2 separate regions of the Homo sapiens genome follow, and region 1 is linked to region 2. Evidence: chromatin loops called from intact Hi-C (ENCODE). Cell type or tissue: thyroid gland. All regions are shown on one strand. Each heading gives the region's core, and the rest is flanking DNA. Links, peaks and the distances in the headings are about the cores only. Region 1 overlaps CUX1 (cut like homeobox 1). Region 2 overlaps CUX1 (cut like homeobox 1).

Region 1 (15,156 bases), core at 4,449-12,448, 67 kb before region 2:
ACCTCTGACTGGGCACAGTGGCTCACACCTGTAATCCCTGCACGTTGGGAGGCCCAGACAGGAGGATTGCTTGAGGCCAGGAGTTCAAGACCAGTCTAGGCAAGATAGGGACACTCCTGCTCTACAAAAAGTTTCTAAAAAAATTACCCAGGCATGGTGGCAAGTGCCTATAGTGCGAGCTACTCGGAAGGGTGAGGTGGGAGGATCACTTGAGCCCAGGAGGTTGAGGCTACAGTGAGCTATAATCATGCCACTGCACTCCAGCCTGGGTGACAGAGCAAGACTTCATCTCAAAAATAAACAAATCTCTAGTTACATTTCAGAACTTTGAAAATACATCTGTGATTTACTGATGTATCTATACATCAATTACATCAATAGATTTGGAACTTGTCAAAGAGAGGAACCACATGTTTTTCTGAGACAGAGTCTCGCTCTGTTGCCCAGGCTGGAGTGCAGTGGTGTGATCTTGGCTTACTGCAACCTCCGCCTCCCAGGCTCAAGCGATTCTCATGCCTCAGCCACCTGAGTAGCTGGGATTACAGGTGTGTGTCACCATACCTGGCTAATTTTTGTATTTTTTAGTAGAGATGGGGTTTCTCCATGTTGGCCAGGCTGATCTGAAACTCCTGACCTCAGGTGATCCACCCATCTCGGCCTACCGAAGCGCTGGGTTACAGGCGTGAGCCACCGCACTGGCCCACATATTGTATTTTAATTTATTCAAAAACCATTTGAGCATTAACTACGAGCAGTGAATGAGACAGTCACAGTCCCTGCCCTCAGGGAGCTTAGCGAGAATGGTGAGGTCTCAATTTCTAGGAGACATTTGAGGAGATGTACATTCCTCCGTTCTATTCCTGGGCCAAAGGATGGTGCTAGGTTCGGGGCAGACACAGTGAATACTTGTGGACTGAATGAATGAAGAGATGCTCTTCCCAGACTCATCACCAAGCTCACTTTTTTTTTTTTTTTTGAGATGGAGTCTCTCTGTGTCCCCCAGGCCGGAGTGCAGTGGTGCGATCTTGGCTCACTGCAACCTCCGCCTCCCAGGTTCAAGCAATTCTCCTGAGTAGCTGGGAGTATAGGCGCCCACTACCACGTCAGGCTAATTTTTGCATTTTTAGTAGAGACAAGGTTTCACCGTGTTGGCCAGGCTGGTCTCAAACTCCTGACCTCAGGTGATCTACCCACCTCGGCCTCCCAAAGTGATGGGATTACAGGCATGAGCCACCACACCCAGCCCAAGCTAACGTTTTATGGACACTGCTGCAAAGGGGACTCCTGTGCTAGACAGGGATGGACCCCAAAGGCACCATTTCACCCCAGGACTCTCTGAAACCAACCAGGACGTGTGACTCCGACTTTTGCCACTGTGTCATTTATTCCAGATCTTAGGCCCTGCTAATATTTAGACAAATGGGCTGTTTAAAATCAGAACGCAGATTAATCCTTCCTCTTAGTACTTTCAGGAGTCTATCCGTAAGAATAATCAGAGATGTAGGCAGAGATTTATGCACAAGAATGTTCAGCATGAGTTTAGAACAGAGAACAACTGGGAACAATGTGGATTCCGACACCAGGGGAGTACTTATGAGAGAATTCTACTAAAGCAATGCAATTGCATATTAGGTACTCAGTATAATTCTTTGTAAGGAACGAGGTCTCGCTCTGTCGTCCAGGCTGGAGTGCAGGGGTGTGGTCATGGCTCAGTGTAATCTGGAGTATCATTATTTTTTGGAGTACCATTATTTTTTGAAGAACAGCAAAGACTTGGAATGAGGCACGTGACTTCCATTTATGCGACAGATGTTTGTTGAGTGGCTATTTTGGGCCTTCCGGCCCTGTTTTAGGGGCTCCTTCAATCATGAGCAGAGACCACAGGCTGCTGTGCCTCCTGGGCCTCTGTTGTGTGGCAGGTGAGACATGAGTCAAATCACCACCAGCATGGATGACACTTATCTGTGGCCGGTGCTGCAGAAGGGCATGTGGAGCGAAGGGAGTTTAAGAGGCAAGCCTGGCCGGGCACAGGGGCATGTGCCTGTAATCCCAGCACTTTGGGAGGTTAAGGCGAGAGGACTGCTTTAGCTCTGGAGCTCAACACCAGCCTGGGCAACATAACCAGACCCCATCTCTACTAAAAATCAAAAAAATTAGCTGGGTGTGGTGGCATGAGCCTGTCGTCCCAGCTACTTGGGAGGCTAAGGGAGGATCGCTTGAGCCTAGGAGGTCGAGACCACCCCGGGCAACAGAGCAAGATCCCATCTCTACAAAAAAATTTTAAAAAGTAGCCACGTGTAGTGGCATGTGCCTGTAATCCCAGCTACTTGGGAGTGAGGTGGGAGGACTGCTTGAGCCTAGGAGGTCATGGCTGCAGTGAGTCGTGATCGCGCCACCACACTCCAGCCTGGTGACAGGGTGAGACCCTGCTTCCAAAAAAAGAAAAAGAAAAAAAGAGGCAGACCTGACCCTAGACAGGAGAGAAGGCTCCTTTGGGGAAGGAGCACGTGAACTCAGATCTGGACGATGCATAGCGGGTGGATGAGTGAAAGGAGCCACGAACTTTTATAAAGCTTGTTTACAGTCTGATCCCAACATGGTAACAATGAATCTCACACACATATAAGCATTTGGACACCACCACCAGGAAAGACATCAGTATGAAATGGGAGATGTTTCTAAGTGAACACAATTATGGTTTTTCTTTTTCCTTTGTCTTTAAATAAACTGTATCCTTTCGGCTGGATGCGGTGGCTCACACCTGTAACCCCAGCAATTTGGGAGGCTGAAGTGGGTAGATCACCTGAGGTCAGGAGTTCGAGACCAGCCTGGCCAACACAGTGAAACCCCGTCTCTACTTAAAATACAAAAATTAGCTGGGCATGGTGGTGTGTGCCTGTAGTCCAAGCTACTTGGGAGGCTGAGGCAGGAGAATTGCGTGAACCTGGGAGGCGGAGGTTGCAGTGAGCCGAGATCACGCCACTGCACTCCAGCCTGGGTGACAGAGTGAGACTCCATCCCAAAAATAAAATAAAATCAGATCTCAGGCACTCTCCTTTTGCAGTTCCAGTTTGATTTTGTTTCACCGCCTGGATGCCTGACTTCACGTTTATTCATCGCTTGTGTGCAACTAGTTTACCTAAAATTAAGCAGCTTGAAAAAGACATCCTTTTGTCTTAGGTTCATAATCAGCACATATTGTTTATTAATATTTACTAGCTTCACAGAGCTGCTCAGAGGAATAATTAATAATGAACGATGGGTAAATCTACTTGCAGACACAAAGCATGGTGGACACGGAGGCAGGGTCTTGGCAAGGCACCTGGTAACCCATGTGCAGCCAGAAAGACAGAGCTAAGCGGTAACCTCACAATTTTTAGATGCTTTTTTTCTTTTTTTTTTTTTTTTGGTGGTTGGGGGATACTACAGAGCCACTGGCATCAAAAATGCAGCCCATAATTTCTTAATTTCTAAATGGAATTATTTATACCATACAGATAGCAACCAAGCCTAAGCAACATGTAACTTAGGGGGCAACTTGGGAATTTAAACCTTTGAAACTAGATTTTATGTTTAAAGACGCTCAGAGACTTCCCAACGGATTATCCCAACCTAGCAGGCGAAGGAGAAACAAAAACTTCCAAGCAAAGAAAGGCTTCCTGGCCCTCCCCGACTTTAGCATCCCCGATGGCAGAGCAGCACGCGGCTAGGAAGCGGACCTAACGTCACTGCAGCCAAGAAAGTCCATTCAAGGGCACCAAAGAAGCAGCAACTTAGTTTCATCCAGTTTTATCCAGCAGGTCCCAGCCCTTGGAGACCCCAGAGGGCTCTGCAGAGCGTAGAGCGTATCTAAAAAGAAGTCTAATTTGTATTGATCTCTATGCCCAACTTTGCAATTCTCAGGATGTGTGCTGTTTTAAAATGAGCACATTTCACAGGAAATTCTGGGTGGGAAATGGTGGCTGTGTTGTGGGAGTGAGTGGTGGCCATACCGAGTACCCCTTATGTCTGTCTTTTGAGATACTATGAATGTAGCTTCTAAAAGGTGTGTCTAACAGCAACCCGCTTCGAAGGCCACAGAGGTCGGTCTCTTGTGAGCTTGCTGCCCAGGAGAGTTCCAGGGACCTGAACAGAGATAGACACAGTTTAGAAGCTGCTTGGACCTGAAGGATACACACGGCTCAGTACCTGTTTTGCAACCTGTCCCTGTATATGGAGCCACAAATTGCACCTTACTCAATAACAGATTAAAACAAAAAACAGGCTGGGCATGTTGATGCATGCCTATAATCCCAGCACTTTGGGAGGCTGAGGTGGGAGGATTGCTTGAGCCCAGGAGTTCGAGACCAGCTTGGGCAACATGGCGAGACCCTGTCTCTACAAAAAATACAAAAATTAGCGAGGCATGGTGGTGTGTGCCTATGGTCCCAGCTACTCGGGAGGCTGAGGTGGAAGGATGGCTTAGCCCAGAGAGGTCGAGGGTGCAGTGAGCCGTGACTGTGCCACTGCACTCCAGCCTGGGAGACAGAACAAGCCCTTTCTCAAAAAAATAACAAAATGAAATGAGAAGCGTTTGCATATGAGTCAATCAGTCAAGAAAGCAGAGAACCCTCTATTTCTGGAGTGACTAGCCACAGAAAATACGCTGTATATGTGAGCTTGGATCTATGGAAAATTGTTGATGCTTAGAGAATTATTATGTGTTTGGTCAATAACTGCCTTTTGAATACTTTTGGAATTCCTCTAAGCAAGCTTTCTCAGGCCTGTTCCCAAATAGTGACTTTCATGCGGTCCTGGAATTTTCTTCTGAATACACAACATGGCTTCTTTGTAATGAAACAATTTAGGAAAGAAATACAGTTGAAGACATTCTATATCTCTTGGCTGGAGCTGCTGGCCCTGGTAGATGAATCATAGAAGTCCATAAATGTCGAGCAAATTTGCACAGACTTTTCTTTTACTACCATATATGGCAAATATAGATCTATTTATCTCCATCTTGACATTAGCTTCGGCGATTTTTGTACCTTATTGTCTTTCTTACAAATTTCTCTTGATCTACGTCTCAGCCACACAAGACAGCATGTCCAAAGACAGTAACGTCATTCATAACCCTGGGATGGTGCTTTTTTTTTTTTTTTGGTATGACGGCAGAATGGCAGAATGTTTAAACTAGTAAGTATTTGAGGTAGATCAAAGTACCTAGCTATTTACATTCTTGCTACATCTTAGCGAACACCACAGGGCCGTAAGGATTACCGCAAGAATTTAACCTGAACAAGTTTTCTCCCCCAAGGAATTAGGTGTTTCTTATCACACATTTGGGAATCAGCTGAAAAACCGTGGTTGGTGCTGACTGCTTTTGATATATTCCTTAAAGAGATGAATACTGAAAATATTTTCAGGATTCTAAAAGCTGACTTGCTGGGAAATTCCATGACCGGCTAAGATGATTTAAGAATTCTCTGGGGGAATGCTTGCTTCATTCATTCATTGATTCATTCCTTCATTAAATTTGTACTGAGAGACAGAGATACAAAGACGGACAACCCCCTCCCCCCGCCCCCACTCTCCAGGACACAGAGTGGACACGGGAATGTATACCTTCTGGAAGCAGCCAGGGCCATCTCTTCATGACCCTGGGCAGTACCTTCAAAGAGTCCAGTCAGAGAGGACGCTGGGAAAAGTAGAGTGACTAGTCTATCTTCTGCTTTCATTATCATATTCCCCCATGTGACAAGTACAAAATCTTCAGCTACAACCTTTAAAAGCTACTGAAGGCCAGGCACAGTGGCTCACGCTTATAATCCTAGCACTTTGGGAGGCCAAGCCAGGTGCATGACTTGAGGTCATGAGTTCGAGACCAGCCTGGCCTACATGGTGAAACCCCGTTTCTACTAAAAATACAAAAATTAGCCAGGCATGGTGGCACGCACCTATAGTCCCAGCTACTTGGGAGGCTGAGACATGAGAATTGCTTCAACCCGGGAGGCGGAGGTTGCAGTGAGCCGAGATCGCACCACTGTACTCCAGCCTGGGCAACAGAGTGAGACCCCATCTCTTAAAGAAAAATTCTAAATAAATAAAATACATTTTTTTAAAAAAGCAAATCCTGTGAAATCAACAATATGGCAGACTATGTTTAAAACCTAATTGGGTGAAATTATTTTAGAATACCCTTTCAAAGAGTCCTTTCTGTAGTCCAAAATTATCTGAAATAAATAAATAAATTCAAGCGTCAACCAGCATGGCCAACATGGTGAAACCCCGTCTCTACTAAAAATACAAAAATTAGCCAGGTGTGGTGATGGGCGCCTGTAATCCTAGCTACTTGGGAGGCTGAGGTTGGAGAATCACTTGAACCCAGGGACCAGCGATCACACCATTGCACTCCAGCCTGGGTGACAAGACCGAAATTCCGTCTCAAAATAAAAAAATAAATTCAAGTGTCTAAGTAAGATAATAAAAATCCTCTCACCCTGCTGCCGAAAATGAGAGGGGTGTACCTCCGTGTCCTGCCCTGGTTAGGTACCGACTCCACCGGGTAGTTCTCCCACCCACAGGGAGTTCACCAAAAAAGGCAGAAGGCCAGGCGCGGTGGCTCATGTCTGTAATCTCAGCACTTTGGGAGGCCAAGGTGGGCAGGTCACCTGAGGTCAGGAGTTCAAGACCAGCCTGGCCAACACGGTGAAACCCGTCTCTACTAAAAACACAAAATTAGCTGGGCATGGTGGCGCACACCTGTAATCCCAGCTACTTGGGAGGCTGAGGCAGGAGAATCACTTGAACCTGGGAGGAAAAATAAATAAATAAGCAAGCAAGCAAGCAGAAGAGACCATGTTTGTCTCCAAAATCCCATCACCAGCGTATGAGAATAGCAAAACTGAAGAGAAACGCATTGGTGGTCTCGGGGAAGGGGCTGTAGGGGCTGAGCAGCTCCTGCCAGGCAGAGGATCACAAAATCCAAACGTGTCCTCCGAACGCCCACTGCGCTCTCAGTGCTGGGCTTGGCCACAATTTGGTGTGAATGCTTCAAGACTCACACCAAATCCTTGGCATGAATACACCATACAATGATATATCCAGAGACGGCTTACTCGAACAAAGAGACCGTCAATAACAATATAATTTTACTTTTTTTTTTTATTTTTCTGAGATGGAGTTTTGCTCTTGTTGCCCAGGCTGGAGTGCAATGGCATGATCTTGGCTCACTGCAACCTCCGCCTCCCAGGTTCAAGTGATTCTCCTGCTTCAGCCTCCTGAGTAGCTGGGATTACAGGCATGTGCCACCATGCCTGGCTAATTTTTTGTATTTTTAGTAGAGATGGGGGTTTCTCCATGTTGGTCAGGCTGGTCTCACACTCTCGACCTCAGGTGATCCGCCCACCTCGGCCTCCCAATGTGCTGGGACTACAGGCATGAGCCACCACGCCTGGCCAATATAATTTTACTTTTATAAAATGATATCCATGCTTTCAGCTTAGACACAAAGCACAACCGGCATCTTTTAGCGTGGTCCTCACGCCCGCCGGCAGAACTCCTTCACTGAGTTTCCTCAATGTCTTTTAGACACCTCTTCATCCTATAAATGTGCCACACATGCATGTGACATGTCCCTATGCACACACATATTTACTTAAATACGCACACACACATACAAACGAGTAACAGACAATGTCATCTCTACTTCCTTCCCTTTCCCGGAAGCTACAGGTATGTACATCACATGTATGTTGCCTGATATGAAAGAGAGGCCCAATCACGAATTCCATGATACAGATTTAAGAGATGCTATGCATGGTTCACTTGGTGAATCTCCCTTTCTTATGTAAGCACATATCCAAGTCAGTTTTTTTTTTTTTTTTTTTTTGAGACAGAGTCTTCTTGTTCTGTTGCCCAGGCTGGAGTACAGTGGCGTGATCTCAGCTCACTGCAACCTCCACCTCTGGGTTCAAGTGATTCTCCTGCTTCAGCCTCCTGAGTAGCTGGGGCTACAGGCACTCACCACCATGCCTGGCTAATTTTTGTATTATTTAGTAGAGACGGGGTTTCACCATGTTGGCCAGGCTGGTCTCGAACTCCTGACCTCAGGTGATCTGCCCACCCCCGCCTCCGAAGTGCTGGGATTACAGGCATGAGCCACCGCACCCAGCTGCACCCTTGCTGTTTCATATCATGGAATCTAGCACCGGCAGCAAGGGAGGCCGCCCACCTCACTCTTTCTTTTTTAAGAAGTCCGCAGTTCTGAGAGGTCAGAGCAACCTTTCTTTCATTTTCAAGCTCCCCATGTGTGCTGGAGAGGCTGTCTTTATAGGTTTTAACATGTACCAACCAGGGATTAAGCTAAGTGAGGCACGCCAGTCACGAAGGCTCACTGAAATTATGCCTGCTAATCTTTTAAATGGCAAGAACGTTAGGCAGCACAAAAGGAATGTTAGTAATTCCAAAGCTTTTACCCAACTGAGGAGGTTTAAATTTACAGGAACATGTACTAGAGATAAAGAAGTCCAAGGCCCTTGGCCAACCTGTCTGCCACGCTGGTGTGCAGAAGAACAGAAGATTCTGTAAGGAGAGAGAAGGGGTGGAGGCTGGAAGATGGGCAGAGGGCCAGGGTTTAAGACCTGGCGTGGGCCTGAACTCACCTGAATTATTTTACTTGTAGAAAGAGGCTACAGGTTGGGTGCAGTGGTTCATGCCTGGAATCTCAACACTTTGGGAGGCCAAGGCGGGAGGATCACTTGAGGTCAGGAGTTCGAGACCAGCCTGAGCAACATAGCAAGATCCCACCTCTAAAAGAGAAACTGGGTTCCCTGGTCTGGACTGAGCAATTTCTTTGGCCTTCTTAGAAATGAGCCGCTCTGCAGCCCCACGCAGCCTTTCTTCAGTGTGTACATTAGGGTGCTGTGCGGCCTAGGTGAGGGGTGTCACCTGGCCACATCCGTGGAGGGATCCTAACACCATCATTTGTGCGGTCAGCGTCATGACAGCCACTCCACTGTGCTTGCTTCTAGATGCTTCCAAACAGCCCTTCAGGTATGGAATCATCCCTGTCGTGTAAATAGGAAATCTGGAATTCCCAGAGGTTATACATTGCACCTGAGGCCATCTGGCTACAATCCAAACTCTGGGTGCGGCTGGCGCCAAAGCTACTACACCATGCTGCCTTCTAAGCTGCATTTCATCTGGAACCGCTGTGGCTGGCAGGCCGAGCCTCTGAACACTGCAATTCAGGTTAATCATGCAGACCTGCTGGAGCACGCGGGGCCGAGGGTTCCCTGTACCTCCCTTCTCTCCCCTGCTGTATGGATCTCTGACCTCACTACTGGCAGGCCTGAACTGCCATGAGTGATCAAGAACCTGAGAGGCCTCTGATCTGCTCCACCTACATCTGTGCCCACCAGGAAAAACAAAAATCCTGATAAAAGACCTGGGGTGCGCATCAGGATTCACCATGACTGTGCTGTGGTCTCGCCTCCTGAAAAGCTATTTTGTTCATCGTAAGTAGGCAGTTTGACAATTGCTCAATGTTCAGGCCCTACCCCATGTCCTGTCCTAGTCAAGGTCAGGGAAGGAAAGGTGCCTTGTCCCCAGGCATGTGGGCCCCCAGCAGAGCAGGACAGGCTGGGGACCTGGGGTTCTTAGGCTCTTTTGGTTGGGGGCTGAACACTGGTCATATCCCAATCTCTAGAGAGGGCAGAGGAGGACAGACACGCACTCTGCACCTCAGGGATTACACGAGGAGAATAAAGACACGCACACGACCGAAATACCAGGCAGGAAATGAAATGTGCCGAAAGACAGGCGCAGCTAGCCTACAACGGGGGCCCAAGGAATGAAAATCCCTCTTTGCTGGGCTGGGGGCACCTGAATTGGGTGATATTTGCCACAGAGGGGCGAGTAGAGGTGGGGGGGCTTTCTAGAAAGAGACAAGATACAAACAGAAGGAAAAAAGAGGAGATCCAGAGATACAAACAAGGTGAAGCTGATGGAGTAAGACATGGGAGAGGGGGCCAGCGGGGACAGGCTCCCAGATCACCGAAGCCCCTAGAAGAACCCAGACATGGCCTGAGAGGCGGGTGGACGGCCACCAACCATGCAAAAGGTAGTACGCAGAGACCAGACCAGGGTCTGCTTCAGGAAGGTGACTCCTGCTAAAGGACAGGCCAGAGGGGAAAGCCTGGAGATGGAAGATACCAGCTGGGAAATACAAGTTTGGACGAAGGTAACAGAACCAGAAGTGGTGCCTGTAATCCCAGCACTTTGGGAGGCCAAGGCAGGTAGATCACCTGAGGTCAGGAGTTCGAGACCAGCCTGACCAACATGGTGAAACCTTGCCTCTACTAAAAATACAAAAATTAGCCGGGTGTGGTGGCGGGTGCCTGTAGTCCCAGCTACTCAGGAGGCTGAGACAGTAGAATCGCTTGAACCCAGGAGGCGGAGGTTGCAGTGAGCCGAGATCGCACCACTGCACTCCAGCCTGGGTGACAAGAGTGAGACTCTATCTCAAAAAAAACAAAACAAAACAAAACAAAAAAAACACCAGAGGTGGGTGGTGGCGAGGGAGGGGGGAGGAGGAAGACAACGTTCCCCAGAATTAAAATAAACTGGACTTGGCAAGCAGACTGACGGGAACAGGAGAGAGTGGGGCTTTGTAGAAGTTTAGGGCCCAGGTGAGGGTGGCAGCCCCTGCCACAAGCCAGACAGGAGGGGTGCAGGCCAGGAACTGATCTGGTGGTGAAGATGATGAGAAATCCACGTGGGAAATACCCGGAGCTGGCAGGACTTCCACAGAGAACCCAGGCCCTGGCACCCAGGGGCGGAGGGTGGGAGGTGAGGAGGTTCTGTGGCCAGGGTGCTTGGAAATGTCCCCTTAACAGGAGAGGGGAAGAGAACAGAAAGGCTGCAACAACTAAAAACTATAAGGGGCAAAAGGCTGAGACCTGTGGAAGAGCCGAGGGCCTCAGTGAGTGAGTGGTCTGATCTGAGAATGAACTGAGGGGTTCAAAGTCAGAGAGGGCCATGGCTTAGGTACAGGAGGCCGAGGCTGCAGTGAGCCAGGATCGCGCCCCTGCACTCCAGCCTGCGCTACAGAGCGAGACCCTGTCTCAAAAATTCAATCAGTAACAAATGAAATACAAACAAAATAAAAATTCAGAGGGCCATCAGTGAAGACCTCGGGGCATCTAGGCTCCGTGCATGGGGTCTGTTCCTTGGATGAGGCCAGCAGCAAAGATGAGAGATCCATCCCAAGGCAGCTCGTGCAGAGCCACTGCCAAGCAGAGGAGGAGGCCCGCGCTGGCGAAATCTACAAGAAATACACTTTTGTGTGGGAAATCTAAGAAGCAAGGGCTTTCCGCTGCATCCCGGCCTGCACCGTGGTGGGCGGGGACGGCTTCTTGCTCCTCTCGCACGCCCAGCATGGAGCAGCCCCTTGCACCCTTGGCAGTGACGCCTGATGCATCCAGTGGTTTTATTCCACATCTGCCCGTCACAAACTGTTCTAGATGAAATCAGTTTCTGAAGATGACAGCCCAAACCCATTCACCAATAACCTTATTTTCCCTAAAAGAAAAATTCATTCTAGGGCCGGGCACGGTGGCTCACGCCTGTAATCCCAGCACTTTGGGAGGCTGAAGCGGGTGGATCGCCTGAGACCAGCCTGGCCAACATAGTGAAACTCCATCTCTACTAAAAATACAAAAATTAGCCAGGTGTGGTGGCGCGCTCCTGTAATCCCAGTTACTCGGGAGGCTGAGGCATGAGAATTGCTTGAACCCGGGAGGCGGAGGTTGCAGTGAGCCGATATCGTGCCATTTCACTCTAGCGTGGGTGATAGCGCGAGACTCTGTCTCAAAGAAAGAAAAGAAAAGAAAAGAAAAAAAATCCATTCTACCGAGATGAGATAAAAACTGGCATTCCAGAGTTGTCCTTCGAGGGAGCACTGAGGCGTGGTCAGCAGAGAGCCTGACGAGGCTTCCCTGTTCAAAGAGTAACTAGACCATCAGCCTGGCCATTAAAAGGCAGGTTTCCAACTGGAGGCTCCAAACTGAAAGAGACCGACTTCCGAGCCAGTGGACCCCGCGGGTCTTTTTCTCTTTACTCCCGGGTTAAAAGGAGGGAGGTTCTGAAGGGAAACCCCAGGCAGCTCTCTTTCTGAATGCCTGCAGCCCCACTGGGGTCCTGCTACTTCCTCCCTAGGGTCTGCACTGAGAATGACGGACTTCAACCTCGGCAGCCTTAGCCTTCCAAGCGCATCTTCCATCGGCTTCCAAAACAAACCAGTTTCTCTGGCCAACCTCATCCACGCGGCCGCTCGCTCCTCGTGACCTTTCTCTTTAGACCCTCTGGTTTTGGTAAAAGCAAAGGGTTTTAGGCTTTGTAGCCTGGGATGCTAATGAGCTGCTCTTACTTCATCGAAAGGGCCTAAGAGGAGCTACACTACTTGTGCCTCCAGAAGCAGGTTCCCAGAAGGATGTGATCTTTCCAGGTCTTTCCAGAGGCTGAGCTGCTGACTGTGTCCCTGAGAGCCCCAGCCTCAGCAGGTGGAGTAGACAGAGGAGGGGAACCCAGCATCAGTGGGGTGAAGCTTTGGGAATCACGCAGTCAGGAAAACTAGCCTCAAGAAGAAAGAGGCCAGGTGCAGTGGCTCACGTCTATAACCCCAGCCCTGTGGGAGGCTGAGGCAGGAGGATCACTTGAGGGCAGGAGTTTGAGACCAGCCTGGGAAAGATAGGGAGACTATCGTCTCTGCAAAAATAAAAAAATTAACCCGGGTGCAGTGGTGCACACCTGTGGTTCCAGCTACTTGGGAGGCTGAGGTGGGAGCATCGCTTGAGCCCAGGAGCTCGAGGCTGCAGTGGAGCTATGATCGTGCTACTGCACTCCAGCCTGGATGATGGAGCAAGACCCTGTCTCAACAAAACAAAACAAAACAAAACAAAAAACCAGGCCGGTCTCGAACTCCTGGCCTCAGGTAATGTGCCTGCCTCAGGGATTACAGGCGTGAGCCACCGCGCCCGGCCCAGTGGAGATTTTTTAATGCATCTCTAGAGTTTTCCCAGAATTCCTTTCCGACTCTATCGAGAGCCAAGTTCTCTGTGACACAGCAAAACCCCCGACTCCCAGGTACTTCTGGGTAGAAGCTGACAGAGCCTGAATGACGGGCAGGAGTGGGACCCAAACAGGGGGATGACCTGCAGTCCCCTGCCTGCAATAGCAGCAGATGCTCTCTCCCAGGGGTCAGCAAGCTGCGGCAAGCCGGCCAAAACCAGCCAGCTGCTGGGATTTTTATGGCCCATGAGCTAAGAATGGTTTTTACACTTTTAAATGGTTGCATTTAAAGTGGTTATATAAGTGCCTACATGATATCCTGATTTTGCCTCTTTCTCCGTCAAGACTAACATATGTAGCACCAGGCTCTTTTAGAGAAAGCGTGTGGACCCCTGATCAATTCCCTTGTTTCTTTGCCTCTCTACTTGCTGCACTGTGTACCTGTCCAGGTGTGTGGCCCTGTGAGGATGGCTGCTTCACATCCCAGGAATCAGACCACGTGGAAGGAACCAGGCTCGGTGGTCAGGACACCAGAGCCCAAGTCTTAGCCCCATCCCTCTCCAAGGCAGGCATAACTCCCAAGCCTCAGTTTCTCCACCTGGGAATGACTCTAGCTCAATGGTGGCTGTGAATATCAACTGAGATGTGAGATAGGAATATATTTCTTAGAAGCCCAGAACACTCTTGGAATGAAAGTTTATTGTGATTTACGAGTTATCAGCCAAATTTGTTTTCTTTATGTTGAAACCCAACATTCTTTCCCAGTCCACATAAATCAAGTATGTGGGAGGAGGGGGATTTGATCCACTGCCAAACAGATGAACTAAGCCATCCGACCCGTGCTCCCAGGCTCCAATTCCACCACCAGGTCAGGGCAACCTCTTCATTCTAGGTCACTTTCCTTTGTACCTGATTATACCTGGCTGGGCCAGAGGAGGAACAGCTGCCCCAATCTCAAGCTAAAAACCAGAGGTGTGTGGACCCGTAAGGAAGCCTGCTTGGCATCGCAAATCAAACCATGTGGTAACAGCCGGGCTCTGGGGCAGGATATCAAAGCCCTGTCTTTCAGCCCCATTGGGTGAGGATAGCTCACCTGGTCCACCTTGTGCTACTGGGAAAATCTTTCCCACTGCATCCAGGTGCAGGTAAAGGAAGACAAAAAAGTTAAGCTGTATTTTTTAGGAAATTCAGAACAACTAAACATCTTTATAAAATTTATACGTGTATACATATAGTTTGTAGAGACAGGGGTCTCACTATGTTGCCCAGGCTGGTTCTAAACCCCTGGCCTCAAGCAATCCTCCCACCTTAGTCTCCCAAAGTGGCGGGATTACAGGCTCAGCCTAGAACTAAACACCTTATAACATGAAGCAAACTGCGGACTATGAGTATTCAAGGAGATGGTGATATTTAATATCCTATGTTATTCTAAAACTGGGGTTGCAATGTAAGTTCCATGTAAGTGACATCTTGGCTGCCTTACTGGCTCATGAACATATCTCATTCAATCCCCATAGCAACCTACGAGGCTGCAAACACCCCATTCCAGGGATGAGAAATCAGAGGCTGAAACCACCTGGGGTGACCTGATGAAGTGGTGGGGCTGCACCAGAGCCCAGGCCCCTGACCCCGGGGAGAGCCCAAGTTCTATACATGGTACAGGAGCCCCTTCCTTCCTCCAGCTCAGACTCGAACGGAGATCCCCTTCAATTCCAAGCAGCCTTGCAATAAAGCAAACAATGAATGCAAGGCTGGCACTCCAGCCCTGCTCTGGTCACCTTCTGAGCAGCTAAGAAGTAACTTCCCTTTATTGTCATACTGTTTATTTACAAGAAAACAACGAACACAACTGACAACAGAACAGTGGAGCGGGGGGCGGGCGTGTGTGTGTGTGTGTGTGTGTGTGTGTGTGTGTGTGTGTTCGGCACCAGGTGCTGGGCTTAGTGGGGAGGGGCTGTGCCTGGCCAGAGACCCCCGCCCCTTGTGGGATCAAGGGGCCTCTCTAGAGAGTCCCTCTGGGCCGAGCTTGGTGGCTCACGCCTGTAATCCCAGCACTTTGGGAGGCCGAGGCGGGCAGATCACCTGAGGTCAGGAGTTTGAGACGAG
Region 2 (15,156 bases), core at 4,768-12,767:
GCCTGTAGTCCCAGCTACTCAGGAGGCTGAGGCAGGAGAATGGCATGAACCCTGGAGGCGGAGCTTGCAGTGAGCCGAGATCATGCCACTGCGCTCCAGCCTGGGCAACAGAGCGAGACTGTCTCCAGAAAAAAAAAAAAGGAAAAAGACTTGCCCAGTCAATGAGTTTTGAAGGGTACTGGGTTGATCGATGTTCAGCAGGTTTCTTTTCTGCAAGAGTTTATAGAGCCTTTAATAACTAGTGCAGTTATCCTGGGACTGGTGTTCCCAGACATGGCATTAGTCTACAGGATGCTGCTAAAGGAATTTTTTTTTTTTTTGAGACAGTGTCTCACCCTATCACCCAGGCTGGAGTGCGGTGGCATGATCTTGGCTCACTGCAACCTCTGCCACCCAGGCTCAAGAAATCCTCCCACCTCAGCCTCCCAAGTGGTTGGGACCACAGGCGTGCGCCACCACACCCGGCTTATTTTTTGTATTTTTAGTAGAGATGGTGTTTTGCTATGTTGCCCAGGCTGGTCTAGAACTTCAGGCCTCAAGTGATCTGCCCACATTGGCCTCCCAAAGTTCTGAGATCACAAGTTGAGCCACCGCACCAGCCTGCTAAAAGATTTTAACCAGCGAAGTTAATCAATCAGAATTGTATCTTGGAAAAACTCCTCCAGGGGGCAGATATACAGAAAGGGAATGAAACCAAAGGAAGTGAGACCAGTTAGGCAGTTGCTATGGTAACTAAGAAGTAAGGAGAGTGTGCACCAGGACAGGGGTTGGCCAAGTTTTACTGGAAAGGGTCAGATAGTAAATATTCTACATGGCTCACGCCTGTAATCCCAGCACTTTGGGAGGCAAGGCAGGAAGACTGCTTAGGTCTGGGATTTTTGAGACCAGCCTGGCCAACGTAGTGAGACCTCATCTCTATAAAAAAAGAAAAGAAAGAAGAAAAAAATATATTTTAAGTTTTGCAGGCCATATGGTCTCTGTTGCAACTACTCAACTCTGCTGCTGTAGCCCAGAAAAGCAGCCACAGACAATAGATAAACAAATGAGTATGGCTGAGTGCCAATAAAACTTTATTTATGGAGGTGAGTTATGGAATGATGAAAAAGTTCTGGAGATGGATGGCAGTGATGGCTTGCACAACACTGAATGTACCTAATTCCACTAAACTGTAGATTTCAAAATAACTAAAATGGTAAATTTTATGTTATGTGTATTTTACTACAATTTTTTTTTTAAAAAAACAACAAACTATGGGCAATGAAATTTGAATTTCATATAATTTTCTGGGTTTTTTTGGGAATTTCATATAATTTTCTTATATCATAAAATATAAGTCTTCTGGGCCGAGCGCAGTGGCTCACGCCTGTAATCCCAACACTTTGGGAGGCTGAGGCAGGCGGATCACCTGAGATCAGGAGTTCAGGACCAGCCTGACCAACAAGGTGAAACCTCGTCTCTACTAAAAATACAAAAATTAGCCGGGTGTGGTGGCGGGTGCCTGTAATCCCAGCTACTCGGGAGGCTGAGGCACGAGAACGCTTAAACCCAGGAGGCGGAGGTTACAGTGAGCTGAGATCGCGCCAGCATTGCACTCCAGCCTGATCGACAGGGTGAGACTCTGTCTCAAAGAAGCAGCTTGTACTGGAACTGTCGGATCCTGTGGGGTAATGAGCAATAATCAGCCCATCCGTGAGTGATGCCCAGGAGACACCAGCTCCTGAGAGTCAGGGGCAAGAACTCCTGCCTCCTTCACCTCTCAGAAGCCCCTCTCTCAGGGATTGGGCCTGAGGACCACTGTCTAGCAGAAAAAGCAAGCACTCGCTAGGCGTGGTGGCTCATGCCTGTAATCCCAGCACTTTGGGAGGCTGAGGTGGGTGGATTACCTGAGGTCAGGAGTTCAAAGACTGGCCTGGGCAACATGGCAAAACTCCATCTCTACTAAAAATACAAAAATTAGCTGGGCATGGTGATGTGTACCTATAATCCCAGCTACTTGAGAGGCTGAGGCACGAGAATCACTTGAACCCGGGAGGTGGAGGTTGCAGTGAGCCAATATCGTGCCACTACATTCCAGCCTGGGCGACAGAGTGAGACTCTGTCTCAAAGAAAAAAAAAGGAAGAAAAAGAAAAAAAAAAAAAGCAAGCACTCTGCCTTAGCCACAGTAAATGATCACAGTGAAATCCAATCAGAGATGAGGAGATTAAATAATGACCAATGTTTGGCTGGGTGCGGTGGCTTATACCTGTAATCCCGGCATTTTGGGAGGCCTAGGCGGGCGGATCACGAGGTCAGGAGATCGAGACTATCCTGGCTAACACGGTGAAACCCGTCTCTACTGAAAATACAAAAAATTAGCCAGGCGTGGTGGCGGGCGCCTGTAGTCCCAGCTACTCGGGAGGCTGAGGCAGGAGAATGGCGTGAACCCAGGAGGTGGAGCTTGCAGTGAGCTGAGATCGCACTACTGCACTCCAGCCTGGGCGACAGAGTGAGACTCTGTCTCAAAATAATAATAATAATAATAATGACCAATGTTTGTCAAACAATCTGTGGGAGAAGAACACACAACAGATTTTTACATTTCCAGCCCATTGTGGACTCAGATCTTTATAAAATAAAATTAAAATGCCACTTGGATGTCACCGTCACGTTAAATTGCTATGAACATTTCTAGACACCTACTCTGAACTTCTGTGCTTATCTTGTTGCAGACCAGTGATGGGCAGGGTCCTGGGCCATACTCAGACACACTTGCAGGGGCACAGTGGCCTGGCATGGTGCCTCCTGAGATTTCTCTGCTGAAAAGAGAACAAAATGTACAACCCAATCAGGCCAGCCAGTCCCAAGCTCAGGGACTCAGGCAGGTGATTCCTCAGGGACAGGACTCTGGAAAACGGAGGACCTCAATGGGGTGCTCCTGTACCAGGGCGGGTTGAAGGTCAGCAAATGTCAGAGAAGAGAGACTCTGTGATGCCCCCCCAGCAGAGCCACCAACCAGTAGCCCCTGGCTAATTTGGCTCTTACAACAAAGTAGGGCTTGAGGGGATCCAGATACAGAGGCCCAGACTCAAGGGAACTCGGAGACCCAGAGGGACAGAGACACTTCTCCATCTTTATAAAGAAATCAGACAACTTGAACACTGGAAATCTACAAAGCAGGCAACGTTCCAAGGCTAGCCCTTATTTTAAAGGCTCGACTTTATTATAAAATCCCGAGGCACCACGTTCCCCTATGAAAAGCCAATTCCTAAAGTGGATCTAGGGCACAGAGGGAATGGATTCTCACTCCATCAGAGCAGACAGTTTTCCGCTTAAGAGATGTAATTGCAAATCATTTTAGAAAACCCTCAACAACTAATTGTCGTGATAATGCCAAGTTTACGGAGCCCAAATAATGGACAAATATCACCACGTAATAGAATAGGACAAAAATGGTAATTTTACTATGGAAAGTTGGAACTTGCCATTTCAAATTAGCAGAAGCTGTGAAGTGGGCATTACTGACAATGTGAATATAGTAATTGGGGCTGATTTCTTGGCGCCTGGCCGAATCTGGCTGCCTGGCGTCCTGTGAGTTAATTATAGCTCTGTTAACAGAGCGGGGGCAGGGAACTCGGCAGTGACGCAGAGATAAAACTCAGCCCAGGTCTCTGCAGATGAGGCAAAATGTGAGTGTTTTGGCTGGAGATCAGGTGCAACAGAAATTAGTCCCAATTAATTCCGTAAGCAATAGTCCTCAGGAAATACAGACATGGATGGCTAGGGTCAACAATTCCTGGGAGCTGAACTTTCTGAAGGTGTCCTTGCTAACTCAAAATTGGTCTTCATCCTTTCCACATTGCCAGTGGAATGGCTAAGTAAGTCATTTTTGTCTACATCCAAAAATATTTCATTTACTGCTTTAAAAGATTCCTTTTAAAAAAATCCCAGGAATCAAAATATGTGATTCTGTCCAAATTAGCTCTCTCCACAGACTGAGACAATTATTTCACTGTGGGCTTTTTTGGAAATAAATCTTTCTTTTCTTTAATTTTAGAGACTGTATTGTGCACTTTGAGATTTAAGATGGAATTCATTTCATCCCCATGTCTAAGTTGTTGCCTGTCTAATACGTTGGCATGCCCCGTGCTGGGGCACCAGTTTCTTTAAGAAACTGATGAAGGTGTGTGCGGGATTAACTTATGGTTGGATATGGGGTAAATATTTAAGCTCGGGCTCGGGCCTAGAATAGTGAGGTGGTTTTTTCGGTTTTTGTTTTTTTGAGACGGAGTCTCGCTCTTGCTCAGGCTGGAGTGCAGTGGCATGATCACGGCTCACTGCAGCCTCGAGCTCCTGGGTGCAAGCAATCCTCCTGCCTCAGCCTCCCAAGTGGCTGAGACTACAGGCACATGTCACCACACTTGGCTAATTCTTTAATTTTTTGTCAAGACAGGGTCTCACTCACTATGTTGCCAAGGCCGGTCTCCCAACTCCTGGGCTCAAGGGATCCTCCCGCCTCAGCCTCCTAAAGTGCTGGGATTGCAAGTGTGAGCCACCACGCCTGGCCATTTTACAATGAAGTTACTCAAGTTTTAAATCTGTCATCAAAACATTTAAAATAAAAGTTCTTGGGACCTACTTCCACTCTCCCACCCAAATCGGCTTTGTCCCCTCCCAGCTGAAACCCTGGGTGACACATCCCGGGCCTTCTGTGGCTCCTCTCCCTGTGCACTGTTTTCTCACCGCCGAGCTCACGGAGAGACTGGTTCAGGGGTGCCACCTCCTTGGTCTCACTTAACATTGTCCCCTGAGCCCTCCCCAGCAGCAGCATGGGTTGAGCATCAATACTGGAGTCTGCTGAACTGAGTATGAATTCTCTGAGCAAGTCTATGCCTCCTGTGGCTTTCATCTTTTGTAAAATTAAGACAGCAAGGCCTACCTCTGATGACCACGGGGAACTCATCTGAAAGGCTTAGCAGTGAGTGATCTTTCCTTCCTCTGCCCCCCTCCACCAGCTCCTGGCCTCACTCCCCACCCCAAATCCAACCCAACATTTGCCAGCTGCAAGCTTCACCGCCACTGACCCTCCTGCTGGAAACCCTTCTCTCTTTTTTTTTTTTTTTTTTTTTGAGACGGAGTCTCGCTCTTGTCACACAGACTTGAGTGCAGTGGCACGATCCTGGCTCACTGCAACCTCCACCTCCCAGGTTCAAGTGATTCTCCTGCCTCAGCCTCCCAAGTAGCTGGAATTACAGACGCACACCACCACGCTGGGCTAATTTTTGTATTTTTAGTAGAGACAGGGTTTCACCACGTTGGCCAGGTTGGTCTCAAAATGAACTCCTGACCTCAGGTGATCCACATGCCTTGGCCTGCCAAAGTGCTGGGATTACAGGCGTGAGCCATCGAGCCCAGCAAACCCTTCTCTTCCTAAGCGCAATCTTCCCTCCTGCTGGAAACCCTTCTCTTCCTGACCCGGGTCCAGAGAAAGCTGCCGTCTGACCCACCTGTCGCTCCAAGACTGGTTTTGGTTCTTCTACTCTGTCTGTCCACACATCACACTAGAGAATGCCATCACCTCCTCAGTCCCTGACTGCTGGTTTCCTCTGGGGCCTTCCATCCTCCACCCTTCCAAATCCACAATTCTACCTTGACCTCTCTCCAGGTGCCGCCCTCCTGACCACAGAACCACTCATTGGAAGTGCATAGAACTCATTCTTTAAATAAGCAAATGCCTTGTCTTGACTCCTAAACCAAGCCCTGTGCCTCTGGTGTCCCCGGCCTTGGCTGACACAGCTAGAACTCTTCCTGCCACTCAGACCCATAGGTGGAGGGAAGGGAAGGTGATACAGGCTCATCAGAACCACGTTCCTGAGCACAGGAGGTTTGGGACAGCAGACACGTCTGGCTCCCTGAACCTAGCGGACTAGAACCCCCAACTCCTCCCTCTTGGCCTGCAGCCCTGCATGCAGAATCCTGTAGATCTTGTCCCTACTCCTCTTGCCATCCAGGTCTTCCCCACAGTCCCCACAGCCCTGACCAGGACCTGCATTGGGCTCTCAGGATGTCCCACTGGGTACTCAACTCTCGTTCAGAACATCAGCTCCACGAGGCCAGGACTATGACCTGCCTCCCCGGCACCTGGGACCGTGCCCAGCATAATGAGAACACTCGATACACAAGGCATTTCCATGAGTCCTTGTGCAACTGTAAATAACAATAAATTAACTCCCAGGTATAAATTACAAAATGCAACAGCGAGGAAATGTACTCGCAATTTAAATAAAAGTATTAGTGACTTTTAATTTATTTTATTTTCCTGGCAAGAAACTCTACATTCTGTGGAGTGGTTTCGGTGGTGGTGTGCTTTGTGTCTAAATGACAGTGGAGGTGTCGAAAGCAAGTGTATCCTGTAGCTGAAGGTGCAGAGCCGGAGCCTGCCTGGGTGGAAGCCGCTGCACACAGGCCCTCATGGCTCTGCCCTGAGGTCGCTCTGCCCTGTCTGCAAAAGACCTCATCCACCCCTGACTCCCAGCACGCACCTAGCACCTGCCCCGCAGGCTTGGTAACCAGTGGGTGACTGTGTGTGGAAGGAGTCCCAGAGTGGGCTTGGGAGGTGGGGTGGCACCCTGGGGTGACAATTTCTGGGAAAGTGCAATGCTGTCTTATTTTCTCACTCTCGTGGCATTTGGTGTTAACTCTGGGTATTGGAAGAAGCAGCTTCATCCCCAGGCTAAATTGCAACACCTTGCTTCAGAAAAGAGGCCCTCTCATTTCATACCAAGTGGGGTCAACCCGGCAGCAGTGATGTGCAACACGGCCTGCACCAGTGTGGCGACAGATGCAACCTGGGTGTGCCCACCTGCTCCCTGGGTGGCCCGAGGTGACCGCTGCAGGTCTGCAGCATCCTCCAGGAGGAAAAGCACCAACCAAGAGGCACAGGGTTTAAAAACAGAAACAGAATCACCCATGAACATACACGCCACAGCAGATGACATGGACTGCCCGGAGGAAACGACCCAGGGTGTCTTAGCAGGAGCTCAGTAGAAAAATTCCGGCTCCTGGGTTTGATTTGAGAAATGCACCAAAGTGTGACCTTAGGCAGATCCCCACTTCCCTCATCTGTGAAGTGAGAGGGGCAGAAGGCTGGATTGCTGGTGTCAACTGGTGGCTCACTGGCCACAAACAGTCACGGAGGAGCATGCGTCTCCCGCGTGAGCCAGGATGGTAACACCCAGTGCTTCCCCCAGACCTTGGTAGGTTTATGTCTTACTGCTGAGACTGCCAGAGCACAACGCTGATGTTGAATGCTAGCCTATAAATGTATCAACGCCTTCCTGGGGAAAAGCAGGAGCTCTGTTTCCATGGCACTGGGGTAGATGAACAGCTGGCAGTGCAGGACACCCCTCCTGCCCCTTCCCACTCCATCCTGCAGGACTCTTGGACACAACTACCCCCTGCAACCCAGCCCACTGCGCCCCTTTCTGGAAGGAGCCATCGGGAGGGGCTGGGACAGTCTCCCTGGGTGGGGACAGGGCTCCCTATGGATCCATTACCTGCTCTCAAGGCCTGAGTCACTCACACCTGGGATGGCTGAGCCCAGTCAACTGAAGAAAAAAACAAGTTTTCTTTCCCGAGTCACAGCACTAATAGAGGCTTTGGCAAGAACCTGTGTGCGGCTCAAGTTGTCTTTTTTTTTTTTTTTTTTTAATTTTTAAATAGAGACGCGGTCTCGCTATGTTGCCCAGGCTGGTCTCAAACTCCTGGGCTCAAGGCGATCCTCCCACCTCGGCCTCTGTAAGTGCTGGGATTACAAGTGTCAGCCATGGCACTCGGCCTAATTCACTTATTTAACGATATTTATGGAATGGCTAAGTGGCAGGTAGTGTGCTGGGTATACAGCAGAGACCAATATTAGATCACGAGCCTCCACAAGCCAAAAGGTGCCAACGAGACTCATCAATGCCCCCATTTTTTTTTTTTTAAATTTTAAAGCCCAAAACTCATCCTATTAGGGGACACTGTTCCCAACCTACTTGTGGCCGCATGAGTCCTCTGACTCTCGGTATGTAAGCCGGGCCCCTCTGCATCCTGCATATGATATGTGATACTGAAAAGAGCCCATTTGAGAGCGAACACCAAGACTGCACCAAAGACGCTGAAAGTAGCACTGACGTCAGCCGCCGCCGCGCGGGAGAGCATCTGCCAGCTCGGGGTTTTAGATGAATTGGTCATTTTTCTTGAACTCAACAGAAGCACTGACCAGAGGCCGGGTGCAGTGGCTCACACCTGTAATCCCAGAACTTTGGGAGGCCACGGCGGGTGGATCACTTGAGCTCAGGAGTTCAAGACCAACCTGGCCAACATGGTGAAAACCCGTCTCTACTAAAAATACAAAAATTAGCCAGGCATGGTGGCGGGCACCTGTAATCCCAGCTACTCAGGAGGCTGAAGCAGGAGAATCTCTTGCACCAGGGAGGTGGAGGTTGCAGTGAGCCAAGATTGCACCACAGCACTCCAGCCTGGGTGACAGAGCGAGACTCCATCTCAAAAACAGAAAAAGAAAAAGTAAAAAAAAAAAAAAAAAAAAAAAAAGCACTGACCAGGATGGAGAGGAAAGTTAACATCCACTAGGTACCTGTGTGCATGGCGCTAAGCCACAACGAACATGGGTGTGGTCTCAGTTATTAATCACAGCTGTTCTAGGAAGGACAGATTCCCGTCCAAGCTGAATGGAGGTGCAGAGAAGGGAACTGATCTCCCAGCAGCCGATGGAACCAAGATCTGGGCCCAGGTCCGTGTGCAGCGAAGCCCATGCTGCTCCCACCACCCCAGGCACCAAGAGCTGGGGCAAAGGCTTGGAGCAGTCGGTGGAGGAGCTCAAGCTGCCCTCTGACCCAGAGTCTGGGAGGCCTGCGGTGGCTCACGCCTGTGATCCCAGTACTTTGGGAGGTCGACGCAGGGGGATCACTTGAGCCCAGGAGTGGTTTGAGACCAGCCTGGGGCAACACAGGGAAACCCTGTCTCTACAAATAATTTAAAGATTCACCGGGTGTGGTGGCAGGCATCTGTGGTCTCAGCTGCTAGGGAGGCTGAGGTGGGAGGATCGCTGAAGCCCAGGAGGTTGAAGCTGCAGTGAGCTGAGACCACACCACTGCACTCCAGCCTGGGCGACAGAGAAAGACCCTGTCTCAAAATCAACAAAATTTCTTTCTTAGCCAGGTTTTTTGGTCTGGAGTAGACACTGCCTAAAATGGAGATTGCTTGAAATAATACTGAATACAAGGTAAGATCGAAAAGACACACCTGCAGAAACTGGGCCTCTTGGAATGAGAATTCAAAAAAGACTTTTGTTCCATTTCACTTATTCTGTGAAAGCAAACCTATGACCCAATGTGTCTGCATTACAGACAGGCCGTTTCCCTGCTGGGAATTTTCCTGTCCTGGCTATGATACTCCACCCTGTTAGCTTTGGGAGTAGTCTTTTTCTCTCTTAGTCATGCTTTTCTGGATGCCCTCCAACCCTCGAGCTAAACCTGCAGTACCCTAAAAAGGTAGGTGAACAGTGCTTCTAGGATTTAAGCATCTTTCTCCACCTACTGGAACAGAAGCTGGGTACATTTCTACCCCAACTCATGCAAAAACAGGCCTGGGAAACAGTGTGTACTGGCATGTTTGATAACGTTGCAGTTTCACCTCCAGCTGAAAGGACTTAAAAACAGGGACAGAGAGAGGGGGAGGGAGAGAGAGAAACCTTTCCCTTGTGTCTGTGGTTTTAACAACTTGTTCTGAGCAGTTTCTGCTCTTTTCAGGTTTGCAATCAAGGCTGGAATTTAGCAATGCAAAATGCCCCTCATAACCCGTGCGTCCAAAGGCTTTCGTGGGGTAATTAAAAACACAGAAATTCTTCAAAGAATGTATCTGTTGACTAGTTAATATCATAAAGCCTTCGCTCCTGATCTGTGATCCCAGCCTGAAACGAGGCAGACGGAGTTCAGGAATGCCCCGACGTGAAAACTACCAGATGAGGGAAGAGAGGGATCCAGTCTCAGAATGGGGCTATCAAACTGCAGCTGCCAAACCACAATCTCAGCAAGAAAAGGAGATCCAGTAGCTTGAGGAAATTAATTACAAGAAATAGATTCCATTGGCATCATTCATTTTTCCAAGACTTTGCTTGCAGCACAAAACAAAGATGTGAGCCCTTTCTTCCATTTTCGTCTTTAAGATTCTCCAGGAACAGTTAGGAAAGCCAGGTATCCCTCAGAGACAATCCAGCTACCGCTAAGCAGACCCGCAAAGGAGGTCTCCCCATGCAGCGATGAAAGCCACTCCTGTGCAAGTTTTGGGGAAACTGCAGGTTGATCCTGGCAATTCACTAACTTTCCCTTCAAACTATGGCAAAAAGTAGGCCAGAGAGAGACTCCAGCATGGCTTCTGGGTCTCCCCCAACCCGCCCTCCTCCCAGTGAGTTCCCCAGGCAGCCTGTCAGGTCCGAGGCTCCATCAGGGCTCAGGTTGACGGGAACAGGCTGCCCGGCTGGCTGCGTCCATGGAAACAAGCTCAGATTGGCGACAACATGCCCCAGCTTTAAAAGAGCCACCTGCCTCAAGGAAGCCCGGCTCCCTGCCCTTTTCCTTCTGACTTTGCAAATTTACAGTATGCAAATAAACTGTGAGGAGCTCTTCACTACAAGAGAAATGCAGAGCCCAGGGAAGGGGCTGGCCTCGCTAATGGATTGCTGTGTGACTCTGAGCAAGTCACGGACCCTCTCTGGGCTTGAAGAACTGACAGGATGGTCTACTGATTGCCAAGACAGCTGTGCCAGCATTCCCACTGTGAGGCATCCTTGGGCTAGACAGGGGTCTGGAATCCCTCAGTGAACACGGGCACCACAGCATTTAATCAATCAGCCAAGCAACAGATGTGGACTGATCAATAACGTGCCCAACCAAGGATCTGGGAGGGTGGAAGTGCTGGTCTTACCTCCCCAGAGCTTACAATCTAATAAGAAAACACATTCCCTTGCAAGCTAAAGGACAAAGGAATTAAATGACAATATAAGAACTAGAACAATAAGAAAACACACACACACATATATATATATACACATATATATCAACATAAGAAAATACTAGAAGAGCGTCTTTAATTCAGAGATCGAAGGGAGGAGGACAGCTCTGGCCTCCAGGCAGAGCTGCACCCAGAAGGAATAACCCCTTATTCCTTCCATCTCACCTGTGCGCGCCCGCAGGCACCACAGCCTACCCTCCATCACAGGCACCCCCAGCGGGGGTCAGGGACTTCATGGAGCGTGTCTCTGGGTGAGCTTCTCTTGCCAACAACACTTACATCTTTTTTCCACTGGTGACACCAGATTGGAAACTGACCAGCTTTGCGAACATTAAAACCTCCTCTTTTTTTTTTTTTTCCTGAGACAGGGTCTCCCTCCGTCACCCAGGCTGGAGTGCAGTGGTGCAATCAGAGCTCACTTCATTCTCAACCTCCCGGGCTCAAGCAATCCTCCTGCCTCAGCCTCCTAAGTAGCTGGGACCACAGGCTTACACCACCATGCCCGGCTTTTTTTTTTTTTTTAGATGGAGTCTCGCTCTATTGCCCAGGCTGGAGTGCAGCGGTGCAATCTCGGCTCACTGCAACCTCCACCTCCCGGGTTCAAGCAATTCTCTGCCTCAGGCTCTCAAGTAGCTGGGATTACAGGTTCCCGCTACCATGCCTGGCTAATTTTTGTCTTTTTAGTAGAGATGGGGTTTCACCATGTCGGTCAGGCTGGTCTTGAACTCCTGACCTCCTGATCCACCCACCTTGGCCTCCCAAAGTGTGAGCTACCGCGCTCAGCCCCAATTTTTGTATTTTTTATAGACAGGGGTCTCACTATGTTGCCCCAGCTGGTCTCAAACTCCCAGGCTCAAGTGATCCTCCTGCCTCAGCCTCCCAAGCAGCTGGGACCACAGGCAACCACCACCAATAATTTTCGTATTTTTTTTATAGAGGTGGGGTTTCACTATGTTGCCCAGGCCAGTCTCAAACTCCTGGGCTCAAGCGATCCACCCGCCTCAGCCTCCCAAAGTACTGGGATTACAGGCATGAACCACTGCACCTGGCCCAAAACCTCCTTCTTTAAAAAAAGACTGCTCACATTCAGGATGTGAAACTGCAGAGTGGCTGTACAAGATCGTTCAGACGAGGGTTAGGTGTGGGGCTGTGCTTGGCTTTAAATGGCCCAGGGGACTGGATGTTGGACCTGTGACATAAGCACTGCCTGACCAGCCTTAAAAATCCCTCCATGCTGTGGTACATCCATACAATGGAATACTACTTGGCACTGACAGCGGCCACACTGTTGAACTGCAAATCCACTGCGCTAAGTGAAAGAAGCCAGACTCGAAGACTGCATATGGTATGATCCCTCTATGTAACACTCCAGAAAATACAAAATGATGCCAGCAAAAAACAGATAAGTGGTTACCATGGGCTGAGGGTGGGGGAAGGGACTGACTACATAGAGGCCTGGGAGAATAGGGGGGACAGTGGAACCATCATATATATATATATATATATATATATATATATATATATATATATATATATATATATGTATTTTTTTTTTTTTTGAGACAGAGTTTTGGTCTTGTTGCCCAGGCTGGACTGCAGTGGCACGATCTTGGCTCACTGCAACCTCCATCTCCCAGGTTCAAGCGATTCTCCTGCCTCAGCCTCCCAAGTAGCTGGGATTACAGACATACACCACCATGCCCAGCTAATTTTTGTGTTTTTAGTAGAGGCGAAGTATCACCATGTTGGCCAGGTTGGTCTCAAACTCCTGACCTCAAGTGATCTGCCCGCCTCAGCCTCCCAAAGTGCTGGGATTACCGGCATGAGCCATCACGCTCGGCTAATTTTTGTGTTTTGAGTAGAGACAGGGTTTTGCCATGTTGGCCAGGCTGGTCTCGAATTCCTGACCTCGGGTGATCTGCCAACCTCGGCCTCCCAAAGTGCTGGGATTACAGGTGTGAGCCACTGCACCCAGCCTGTCCTCTATCTTAATAGTGGTGGTGGCACATGACTATATGTGGTTGTCAAAATTCATCAAAGTGGACACCTGAAAAGGGTGAATCTTACTGAGTGTAAATCTGACTTTTTAAAAAAATCTCTTCCCCCAGTGAAGAACTGATTGACACCAATATCTCCAGGCCAGTAGATGAGGATGAAATGTAACCAAAAACAGGCTCCAAACATGGTGGATATCGGCCAGGCACAGTGGCTCATGCCTGTAACTACAGCACTTTGGGAGGCTGACACAGGAAGATCATTTGAGCCCCAGAGTTTGAGAGACCAACCTGGGCAACATAGCGAGACCCTGTCTCTGCAAAAAATTAGCTGGGTGTGGTGGCACACGCCTGTGGTCCCAGCTACCCAGCAGACTGAGATGGAAGGATCGCTTGAACCTGGGAGGTTGAGGCTGCAGTGAGCTGTGATCACGTCACTGCATTCCAGCCTGAGTGACAGAGTGAGACTGTCTCAAAAAAAAAAAAAAATACACACACCAAAAAACATGGATATCAACCTTTTGTACTGACTGATATCATTAAGGCCTCATAAGCAGCTAGATCCAAATATTTACTGTCATCTGTAATTCAATTATTCACCCTTCTCCTGGCTTTTCTGTGAGGAGGGAAGGGCAAGAGTGTGGGTAGAACAGATGAGTTAACAGAATCTTCTCAACGTTAAAGACTGTCTACTTTGATTTATAAAAATCTTTGGTGTCTGCTGAACTCACATTTGCTAGAAAATGCTGGTGGTGAAGTGAGTAAGCAGAAATCTACTAATATTTATATCATTAGGCTGGGCGCGGTGGCTCTCGCCTGTAATCCCAGCACTTTGGGAGGCCAAGGCGGGTGGATCACTTGAGCTCAGGAGTTCGAGACCACCCTGGCCAACATGATGAAACCCCGTCTCTACTAAAAATACAAAAAAATTAGCTGGGCATGGTGGCACGTACCTGTAGTCCCAGCTACTCGGGAGGCTAAGGCAGGAGAATTGCTTGAACCTGGGAGGCAGGGGTTGCAATGGGCCAAGATCGTGCTACTGCACTGCAGCCTGGGAGACAGAGCGAGACTCTGTCTCAATTAAAAAAAAAAAAAAAGACTTGATTTTGATTTATCCCTTTTCCCTCATTCTGAAGGCCCCCCACAACCTCCTCACACCCCACTTCCAGGGACTCGGACATGTGAATAACCCTGGCCTATGCCAAAGCTTGGGCGATCTTTGCTCAGAAATAATCCTATGGCCACCAGGTTCTGCCTCTATCTCTGTCATGTGCTATGATGACCTGGAGATGGCTTTTAGGTCTAAACATTGATGCTAAGATTCATTTCCACCACCTGAGCCCCTCCAGGAGCTAATGTCTTTCACAGGGGGAGGAGCTGGGGGCTGGGGTGCTGACATCCCGGTACAGGGTCTTCAGGGGGCCACGCAGCACACACTCCCCAGGCATCTACTTTGTGACAGAGACAGAGACATGCAAACACAGTCCCGGCAGGGGACACATCCTCAATCAGCATCTGGAGGAAGGGACACAGAGGGAGGCCATGGGAGGGGGCCCAAACTGGCCTCAGAGTAAGCATTCCAGGAGCTGGTTCTAAATGCAAGTCCCCAGGCCCTTCCCCGGTGACTGTGTCTCACTAAGTCTAGGGTGGGGCCCAGGGACAGTATTTTTAACAAGCATACACACACACCCAGGAGGTTTTTATGATTAGCCATGTTAGGAAAACGCTGACACGGGGGAGCTCCTGCGTGCCTGGAAACGAAGCTGCTTGCTTAACCATTATGGTTCTGAGAGCTGGGAACCCTGATTGCATGATCTCCACCTAGCCGGTCCCACGTGGCCAGGGCAGAAAGCAAAACCCCAAAGCGAGGAGGCCGGTGGGGATGGCAGGGCTGGCGCCTGGGCAGTTTCCTCCGCTGGCCCCCTGCCACCCTCCGCACAAACACAGCCCGGCTGCCGCCTCCAATCCAGACCACCCACGGCAGCCGGGCATGATGGTCGCCGGGCTTTCCTCTCTTCTGTCCCCTGCACTTAGCCCCCGCTCACCCTTGAAGGATAACCTTTTCTCCTATGTATCCGGGAAAACTCCCAGGGGATCCTGCCCTAACTTCCT

Evidence for each region. A loop is a pair of places that touch in the nucleus more often than their neighbours do. Peaks named below come from ENCODE experiments on the same cell type or tissue, not always from the same donor. Only the 100,000 strongest peaks of a DNase experiment are listed, where the experiment ranks them.
Region 1: a loop joins it to region 2, with 1.8 times the contacts of the local background. A loop is called at or near these places in 4 of 110 quality-filtered maps.

Annotation. Positions count from the first base shown.
Region 1 is chr7:102,003,111-102,018,266 of GRCh38, reverse strand. All of the region lies in intron 2 of CUX1 (cut like homeobox 1), which reads right to left. Among named protein-coding and RNA genes, the nearest start is that of CUX1, 190 kb to the right of the region's middle. In thyroid gland, for the core only: no CTCF peak of the experiment used is centred there; DNase peaks (open chromatin) are centred at 8,646 and 9,156.
Region 2 is chr7:101,936,495-101,951,650 of GRCh38, reverse strand. All of the region lies in intron 2 of CUX1 (cut like homeobox 1), which reads right to left. Among named protein-coding and RNA genes, the nearest start is that of CUX1, 130 kb to the right of the region's middle. RefSeq lists enhancers at 8,541-9,428, 10,317-11,204, 14,527-15,098, 15,099-15,156 and silencers at 9,448-9,742, 10,448-10,742. In thyroid gland, for the core only: no CTCF peak of the experiment used is centred there; DNase peaks (open chromatin) are centred at 9,470 and 10,507; H3K27ac peaks cover 3,987 bases.